Regions from separate parts of the Mus musculus genome. Here region 2 is linked to region 1. The links are chromatin loops, found by intact Hi-C in ENCODE. Cell type or tissue: heart. All regions are shown on one strand. Each heading gives the region's core, and the rest is flanking DNA. Links, peaks and the distances in the headings are about the cores only.

Evidence for each region. Hi-C counts contacts between places; a loop is a spot of excess contacts. Peaks named below come from ENCODE experiments on the same cell type or tissue, not always from the same donor. Only the 100,000 strongest peaks of a DNase experiment are listed, where the experiment ranks them.
Region 2: it touches region 1 in a loop (6-fold over the local background); 3 of 42 quality-filtered maps call a loop at or near these places.

Annotation. Positions count from the first base shown.
Region 1 is chr9:103,198,848-103,206,133 of GRCm38, reverse strand. It overlaps Srprb (signal recognition particle receptor, B subunit), which reads left to right and starts at 4,069. Exons shown (of 7, transcript NM_009275.4): 1 at 4,069-4,222; 2 at 4,753-4,847; 3 at 7,268-7,286. The coding sequence starts at 4,075. In heart, for the core only: no CTCF peak of the experiment used is centred there; a DNase peak (open chromatin) is centred at 4,003; H3K4me3 peaks cover 1,484 bases; H3K27ac peaks cover 1,000 bases.
Region 2 is chr9:102,625,124-102,627,623 of GRCm38, reverse strand. Cep63 (centrosomal protein 63) reads left to right here and starts at 1,500. Exons shown (of 17, transcript NM_001081122.1): 1 at 1,500-1,720. The coding sequence starts at 1,643. Anapc13 (anaphase promoting complex subunit 13) reads right to left here and starts at 1,328. Exons shown (of 3, transcript NM_181394.3): 1 at 1,278-1,328. In heart, for the core only: a CTCF peak has its summit at 1,336; DNase peaks (open chromatin) are centred at 1,063 and 1,383; H3K4me3 peaks cover 2,373 bases; H3K27ac peaks cover 2,350 bases.

The DNA.
Region 1 (7,286 bases), core at 2,913-5,412:
TCAGAAATCCATCTGCCTCTGCCTCCCGAGTGCTGGGATTAAAGGCGTGCTTCACCACTGCCTGCCTCAAAACTTTTTTTCTGTGCCTCACATATACTAGGCAAGCCGCTCTTAGAATTTAGAGATGACTCAGCACTTATGAACATATGCCACTTTTGTAGAGGGTGTGGGGGATTCAGATCCTGGCATCTACACTATTGCAACCACCTGAAATTCAAACTCATGGGATCCAACACCTTCCTTTGGACTCTCTGGGTACTGCACTCACAGGCACAAAGTCATCCAGACACACATGCCCATACGTACATGCATAATTAAAACAAAATATTTTTAAAAATTTAAGTTATACTTTTTTTATAAAAAAGTATTGAAGACCCGAGGAGGGCCAGAGAAGCGGCTCAGCATCTGAGAGCATTTACAAACCTCAGGACTCACATGAGAGCCCACAGCCTGCACCCTCACATGTACAGACTCACACACACACCCCCCACGCCTACACATACATGCATCATTAAAATAAAATATTTACAAATCTCTCTAATTCCATTTCCAGAGGATCCAATGCCTCTTCTGACCTCTGTGGGTCCCTAAACCCACAAATGGTGCATGCGAACATCCGTATTTGTGTGTGTGTGCATTTTAAGACACGTTCTCATTTTATCCAAACTGGCCTCGAACTTGCTGTGCAGCCAATGATGCCCTTGAGCTCCTGACCCTTCTGCCTTCACCTCCCGAGTACTTAGGATTTCAGGGTTCATTACCACCCGTTCTTTTTTTGTTTAACTTAAGAAACCTTTATGCTGTCTTCCATAATGGCTGTAGTAAGCTACATTCCCACCAACAGTGTAACAGATTTCCCTTTCCTCTCAGCACTGTTTGGTATATTTCTGACTTTTTTAATAGTGACTATCTTAATGAGTATCAGGTAGTATCTCATAGCAGTTTCCATTTTCATTTTCTCACTGGCTAAAGACATTAAGCACACTTCACATTCCTCCTGATAGTTTGCAACATGTGGGAAAAAATGTCTCTTCAAGTCATTTTTTAAATATTAATTTTTATTTTGTGTATGTGTTTGTATACATATAGGTACGCAATTTTCTTTTTACATATGATGACAACAATCTTTCGTCCAACAACTTTTTTTTTGTTAGAAAGGATGGTTGTGAATAGCCCTGGGGCTAATTATATTTGATATTAATTCCATTCTCCTGTGAGGGGCTGCGAACAAGGAATGAGTCAGCACTCAGGTGATTTCCTGTAAACCTGCTTCCCACCTTAATTTGTAAAATAAAGAAGAGCTGATGATTGGGCAGATAAAAGGGAAGGTGGAGTGAAAGGTGGGAGAGAGAAGAAGAAAATGGAAGAGGGAGAGGACGTAGAGGAGGAGGAAGAAGAAAAGCAGAGCAGAAGCACATGGCCTGGAGAAACTGCAAGTTCTAAGGGGTCTCATAGATGTGGAAGATGGTAGTGTAGTGGTAGATCTGCCCAACCTAGGTGCACAGCATGTATTCATATTAACTGTGTTGTGTTTTCATCGCCGGGGTATATTTGGGATGGAGATTTACCAAAACAAAGGATGATACAAAATCTCACACTATGTAGCCAAGGAATTTACTGTGTAGGTTAGGCTGTGTTGTGGTTTGAATGAGAACATCTCCATAGCTTCATACATTTGAACGCTTGGTCCCCAGTTGGTGAAACTGTTTGGGAAGGATTAGGAGGTGTGGCCTTGTTGGAGGAGGTGTGTCACTGGAGTGAGCTTTGAAGTTTTGAACACCCACACCAGGCCCAGTTTCTTATTCTCTGCCTCTGAATCAGGATGTAGGCTCTTAGCTACTGTGTCAGTGCCATGCCTGCCTGCTGCCACATCCCCTACTGCGACACTCATGAACTCAGCCTCTGAAATATAAGGAAGCTCTCGATTAAATGCTTTCTATGCTTTCTTCTGCCAGGCGGTGGTGGTGCATGCCTTTAATCCCAGCACTCGGGAGGCAGAGGCAGGTGGATTTCTGAGTTCGAGGCCAGCCTGGTCTACGGAGTGAGTTCCAGGGCAGCCAGGGCTACACAGAGAAACCCTGTCTCAAAAAAACAAACAAACAAAAAAGCTCCCAATTAAATGCTTTCTTCTGTATTGGTCATGGTGTCTTTTCACAGTAATAGAACAACAGCAACTATATATTTTATAGTCATTACAACCTACATATTTTAACTTCTAAATATCTCAGAAATTTTACCCTGTATTTCACACTTTCAGTGTTTGTTTGTTTATTTATTTATTTAATGTATGTGAGCACACTGTAGCTGTCTGCAGACACACCAGAAGAGGGCATCAGATCCCATTACAGATGGCTGTGAGCCACCTGATGTGGTTGCTGGGAACTGAACTCAGGACCTCTGGAAGAGCAACCAGTGCTCTTAACCACTGAGCCATCTCTCTAGCCCCGGATTTCACACTTTTATCCTGTGTTAGACTCCAAGTATCTTTTGCCTAAATACGACAAGAGACTCCCATTGATTCCCCCAGCCTCAGTCTTTTCTCTCTCCAGTCACAGTTCTCCACAGATCTGCCAATTATCCATGTCACCTTCAGCTTATTGTTATACTATGAGTAAACTCTGAGTTCTTCAGCATAGCACACAAAACCACTCCCAGGTCTGATTCCTACAAACTTTTCCAGCTGCCTTTCTGCCACTTTTGCTTCCATGGACAATCTAATCATTCTTATACATAGCCTGTAGCCAGCGACTCAGTATCTGGCGATGGTAAGGCCAACGGAGTGGCCCTCTCGAGTGGGCTTCTTCTCACCTGCCCTCTGCCTTTTGAGGATGTATGGAAATCGAAATCACATTGCGAACCTTCCAAACTCAAACTTTAACATCTTTGTTTCATTTCCTACCCAATCACTCACTGCCACACTAGAGAGGAAGGGAATGTCTCATTTCCTCTCTTCCTGGTACCTGCAGGAGTTGGGGTTTTATGTGGCAGTGCGACATTTTAATGAATTTGTTTAGCCTTTAAGTGACATCGACTTTTCCTGTCATCTCCCAGGCAGACCTGTACTTAAATACTTTAAAATAATGACAGCTACTTAATGACAGAGGCTGCAAATGGCCCTCGAGGCTTGGCCACTTCTGACTCGCAGAGATATTTTTAAATTGAAGCTCACATTTTTTTTTAAATGTTTCGATTACCCGATGAAATCTTAAGTAGAAGAGTTCCCATGAAGATCTTTTATAAATAAGTCCTCTTGAGAAACTGAAAAATGTTGTCTACTCTGGGCCTCTCAAATGGCCTACCTGGTTGAGTAGGCCTGCTTCCTTTGGGTGGGAATGATCAATCTATCGTCGACACCTCCACATCCTCCCGAGCACTGATTTTCCTGATTGCTTTTTAAAATGCAGTCATTTTTTTCCGTGCTGGACGTGTCAATGCAGGACACAGAATTCCCGAGTTTCCCACATGTCATTGGCTTTTACTCAAGCTTCTCTTCCGTGCGTCTTTTTCTGTTTTCTTTAGTTGCCGGTATAGGTTAATGCATCCTCCAAGATTCAGGTCCATCTCTAGCTACTTTTCTCTGACCTCATAAAGGACTTGATGTGTCTTTGTGGATTCTCTGTGACTCCATCACATCTTCGGTCACATCATACTGTGGTAAAATCTCTCATAAATTTCATCCCATGTAACGGCCGAGTAGAAATCCTCACCCTCAAATGAAGTTTTGTAGCCGTTAATTTTGCTAAAAGTCATCATTCTTTCAAAAATCGAAATGAAATGGGAGTAGAGGGGTGGGTTTGACCAAAAGACATCATATTCATTTATGAAATTCTCCAAAGATAAAAAATTAAAATGCAAAGAAAAAAAATTCCACAAAGCTATACATGTCTCAAAGCATGCCGATATGAATACACTCGCTAACTGGGTTGTAGAAACCAAAAAACTCCAACTCCCATCAGGCACTTAGCCGAGATACCCCTAAGGGACTACAACTCCCGTGATGCCCCGCGCCCCACCACGGCGTGGAGCCTAGAGCCACGTAACTTTGGCGGCCCGGGAAGACTACACACCTCTTTCATGGCTTCGGCGAACACCCGGCGAGTTGGCGATGGCGCCGGTGGCGCCTTCCAGCCTTACCTCGACTCCTTACGACAGGAGCTGCAGCAGAGGGATCCGACGCTGCTCTCCGTGGCGGTGGCTCTCCTGGCGGTGCTGCTGACGCTGGGTGAGGCGGCCGGCATTCACGGCGAGGGCAGGGTGGCTCGGCGCCGCAGGCCAGGGAGGCGGACGGCTGCGTTCCCTCTTCTACTACTCGTCTTCCAGACCCAGCAGTGTGGAAAGGGGACGCTGAAGTGACCTGGGTCTTGGGACAGGACTTACATGAGGCGGCCCTGTGCGCTTGAGCGCTGCGGCCGCCATCGTTCATTCCAACTTTGAGCCACTTGTGTCTGAACTGGGCTCTGAGATACTGGGGTACTAAGGTAGAGTAGAAATCCACCAATCAAATGTAGCAAGCCACTAATTTTTCCCAGATCCATCATTCTGTGTATACTTTTAGTCTCCACATTTGGATGAGGGAAATAGACGTGAAAAGGTTTACAGTTGATAGTGGCTGGCGCTCCGTGAGTTCCTAACAAAACTGACTCTAATCCGTGTGACAATGAAAGTAGTCCAGATGGACGCTTTGTTTTTTTGTCGTAAATGCCTACTAATAATGTCTTTAGAAAATGAAGGCTGCCTTTCTCTTCTCTGCAGTGTTCTGGAAGTTCATCTGGAGCCGAAAGAGCAGTCAGAGAGCTGTTCTCTTCGTTGGTCTCTGTGACTCTGGGAAAACGTTGCTGTTTGTCAGGGTAATGCTTTGATTTTCACCTCGGTTAGACTTAAGAGGGATGGGTAAGGCATTTCCGTAGCCCTGTCATCTTGCAGTTTATTTGGTACAGCAAGTTTAGGACATGTTTTTAAAAATATTTTTTTTTCTTTTTAATTATATGTATGTGTGTGGGTATATGCACATGAGTGCCTGTACCTGTAGAGGCCAGATGTGTCAGATTTTGTAGAGTCGGTCTTCAAAGCTGCCTGATGTGGGTGCTGGGAATTGAATTCAGGTCCCTTTGCTAGAAGCAGGATGGGATCTTATCCAACTTAGTTGAGTCTCCAGCCCTGGGAGTTAATTCTTTTTTTTTTTTTAAGATTTATTTATTATTATATCTAAGTACACTGTAGCTGTCTTCAGATGCACCAGAAGAGGGAGTCAGATCTCATTACAGATGGTTGTGAGCCACCATGTGGTTGCTGGGATTTGAACTCAGGACCTTCGGAAGAGCAGTCGGTGCTCTTAACCACTGAGCTATCTCTCCAGCCCCCTGGGAGTTATATAAAAAAGACTCTAGGAAAACCTGTAAAAACACACACACACACACACACACACACACATACACACACGATGCTGTTAGAATACGTGGTCTGGGGATGGGGAGGTGACTCAGTCTGTTTTCTTGCCTGGCAAAAAAATGAGGGTCTGAGTTTGGATCGGTGGCACATACGTGAAAGCCAGGTCCAGAAGTTCTTGTCAGCAATCCCAGGGCCTAGGAGGTATGGATCCCTGGAATTCCTTGGCTCACCACCACCCATGCTAGTTGGTTTTCTCCCCGGGTTCAGTGAGAGACCACAGCCTCACAAAAGGTGGCTGGCTGTGTGGTGGTGGTCCATGCCTTTAAAGCCAACACTTGGGAGGCAGAAGTAGGAGGATCTCTTCAAGTTTGAGGCCAGCTTGGTCTGTAGAATGAGTTCCAGGACAGCCAGAGCTGCACAGAGAAACCCTATGTCAGGGAAAAAAAAAAAAAAAAAAAAGCAAAAACAGTAAATAAATAAGGTGGAGAAAGATTAAGGACTCCCGACATCAACCAACCTTCAGTGTACATACACCTGTTAAAAAATGCATTACCAGTTTCTTGGGCTACTCAGAATATAATGGTTATGGACATACATTTTTTTGTTTGTTTGTTTGATTTTGTTTTTTTCCAGACAGGGTTTCTCTGTATAGCCCTGGCTGTCCTGGAACTCACTCTGTAGACCAGGCTGGTCTTGAACTCAGAAATCCACCTGCCTCTGCCTCCTAAGTGCTGGGATTAAAGGCCTGTGCCACCACTGCCTGGATAGACATATATTCTTAAGTGTAGCTTGCGTTCTTATTCTTTCTTTAAACAATCAATAAAGGATAAAGGAAGCCCAATAACTTTTGCTGATTTCTGTGACTTAAAATAGTCCCAGCATGGCTAGTTCTGAGCAATCCAGCATTATCACAATCATGACAAAAATTACCCTCCTTCGACAGTCTTAAGCTAGAGAGGCCTCCCTTTACTAACACTTAGTTTTATGTAAGCCAGTGTATTTTAACTGAACATGTTTTACTATGGAGAATTTACCCTCTTCCTTTGGAGGGTATAAATAATAATAATAGTAGTAGTAGTAGTAGTAATAGCTATTATTATTTTAATTGTGTGTGTGTGTTCATTCATGTGTGTAAGGGCTGGTACGTGTGAGCCTTGGCACATCTGTGGAGGTCAGAGGACCAGAAGTGTTGGTCTTCTCTCATTGCTGTGCCAGGCAAGCTAGTATGAATTTCTGGAGATTGTCCTGTCTCCCTCCCATTTTCCCCATAGGAGTACTGGGCTTGTGAATGTGTGTACTACTAGATCTGGGTTTATGTGGGTTCAGAGGGGCTGAACTTAGGTCATCAAGGTTACACAGGAAGTGTTATGTCCACTGAACATCTCCTGAGGCCTTGAGTTGGTTTTGGTGCCTAAAATCTTTACAGGTCAGTAATTTGGCCCCTTGCTGTTGTTTAAAAATAATACTAATAATGTTGGGCCCAGGGTGCCACTTTCTGATGGCACTGCAAAAAGAAGGAATAAAGCTTGTAATTAATTATTATTATTATTTGGTTTTTCGAGACAGGGTTTCTCTGTGTAGCCCTGGCTGTCCTGGAACTCACTCTGTAGACCAGGCTGGCCTCGAACTCAAAAATCCGCCTGCCTCTGCTTCCCGAGTGCTGGGATTAAAGGCGTGTGCCATCACTGCCCGGCTGTAATTAATCACTATTCTACAAGTTAAAAATAAAGCAGTATGATCGTTTTCAGCTGTTTCAAGTAGCATTCGTTCATTTGACCTTACTCTCCACAGAATGAAAATGTCATTTTTTACATTGCATTCAGTGTTATTGTAACTCGCTTACCCTGATTTGTCTGTCTTGGTTTTGTTTTGTTTACAGTTGCTAACTGGCCAGTACA
Region 2 (2,500 bases), core at 1-2,500, 580 kb after region 1:
GCTGCCAGGCCAGGCAGTTTAACTGAATCAGAAAGCTCCAGGTTTAAGATTCAAAGTAATAAAGGAAGACACTGATGTTGACCTCTGGCCTCTACACTCATCTACAACTCCACCTGTACGCAGAAATCTCCCCCACCACCACAACTTTCGTGTACGCGTATACACACACACACACACTGAAGCTCCCTCTGCCACGTTAAAACCAGGTGATAACTTAGCAGTTTTCCTCAGACATAACCAGACCCTAGCTAGTGGATAACGCAAAGCCAGCTGAAGGGCCACTTCTAATCACCCCTCAGGGTTTGACAAGCCTTTTGTTTTTGTAGCTGAGCCTTGGGCTGCATTTCACACCTTCTGGTGCTGACTTTCCCAGTCCCTATGGATTGCACCTTTTTCTAAAGTGCTCTGACTTTCTCTCCAGCTTTTCAGCAGGCTCTGTCCTTGAATGCTTTGCTGCTTGCCTCAAATGATCTATGAAACAAGTCAGGTCAGCTTTGTGACTGACTGGCAGGGTACTACTGTCTCCAGCGGTAATGTAAGGATACCCAGTCTTTCCACAAGTTCGCCTCAATACTTTGTAACATGACTCTCTTCTACATGCTTAGAAACTAGCACGCTTTTCACCCACCCCCGTCCCTCATCACTTATGCTTGGCCGTCCTTCCAAACACATCTATTTTCCTGGGTCAGGTGCTCGGGTGCTCACCCTTTACGTAAACAGAAAGTTCCCCCGCTCCGGATACCAGATAATATCAAACTCTCAGCTCTCAGATTGTTTCCTTTAGACCCCAGGCTGAGTGCAGTCCCAAGGGTCCATTCCTTCACCAGTCCCCTAGATCTCTGGGCACAATACGTGACAACAGGAGGAAAGCTTGTCACATTGCCCGGATATCTCTTTCTAGACATTAGATGCGTACGTCCTATGAGACATACACACCTTTCATGCACACAGCTTTGTAAATGTATTTCTAAGCTACGAGCACGGCGCCTACACTAAAATGGCCCTCGGAGGCCACCATCCTGGGACACTACAGTCACCCGCTGCAGCGACTTCCGGTTCGAGGGGTGGGAGGATACTACATGCGGAAGTGCAAGGGGGGAGGTCGAGCGTCGCCATGGGGGCTCCGTTCCACTCCGCACAGCGTGCAGTAAAGAAGTGGCTCTGAAGCTCGGTTGAAAGTACCGGCCCGCGCCTCTGGAAGCGGTAGACGCCGGAGTTCGAGGGCGAACGCTTGGCCACCCTCGGAAACCCGGGCCGCGGGCGCGAAAAACCCTTACCCACTGCGCGCGCGTCGGCTTCCTCCCGGCCCCGCCCTTCTTCTGGGTCACGTGACTCGCGGCGCTCTCAAGCCCCGGATGTGGGTGAGTCCAAGCGCTGCGGCAGGGGGCGGGACGGACAGCGATTTGTTGTGACTTGCGCGCATCCCCGGCCGGAGGAACGGCGGGCAGGCCCGGGGGCGCGCTCCGCCGGAGGCGCGCTCTGCCGGGGGCGCGCTCTGTAACCGACCGCATGCCCCAAAGACGGGCGAGCTGCGGCTAACTGTGGTGCGGTCTCGGCCCTGGCCACGGTGGTGCCGCTAGGCTCCAGGCCTCATGGCCCGCGGCCGCAGCTCGTTGCGGCCCACCTGCCGCGGGGCTTTCCAATGCCGGGTTGCGGCTGCCCGGTCGTCGCGCCCCTGGGTTCCTCCTCCTCCCTATGGGACTCTGGGCTGGCCGGCCAGGTGCTTCGGCCTGCGGGAGGGCGGGCTGCGGGCTGTGGGCTGCATGGCTCCCGGGAAGGGACCCGGCTGCTGCTGCTGCCGCCGGTGTAGGACCAGGCCTTAGCGTTAGCCGCCCAGCGGGAAGCCCGCAGGGTTCCTTGGTGATGTTAGTATGAGAGGTGCGGAAATGTGGCGGGAACCCCTGATGGCAGGGGAATTGCAGATGGCTTCACGCTTTCAAGTCAAGCATAGGAAACAAGATTGGTGGAGTGAAAGTTTGGAAAGGGGAATTCCACAACAGCGCTTTCACGCGGAGACACTTGACAGTGAATGGGCTTTTGTCCTTTACAAAATCGTGGAGTTAGTGCATTCTGATGTCAGACCTAGTTTTCATTTACAGACTGTAGACTTGTTGCCAAAAGTGCTCCCCATTCTCCCCAACTAGCGCTGGCTCTCCTTTGTAGCTATGATCTGGAACTTGCAGTGTAGACCAGGCTGGCCTCAAACTCAGAGATGGGCCTACCTATGTCTCCTAATTAAGGATCCGCGCCACCTCGCCTGGCTTTCTTGAGGCCAATTTAGAGTTTCAAAAATGTATTACTTTATTATAGCTCTTTGTACAACTCGAATATTTGTATTTTATATTTTGTATGTAAGTCAGAGATCAATGGCTATAGTTATCTTTAGCTTTTTACACTTTTTTTTTTTGTTTTGTTTTTCGAGACAGGGTTTCTCTGTGTAGCCCTGGCTGTTCTGGAACTCACTCTGTAGACCAGGCTGTCCTCGAACTCAGAAATCCGC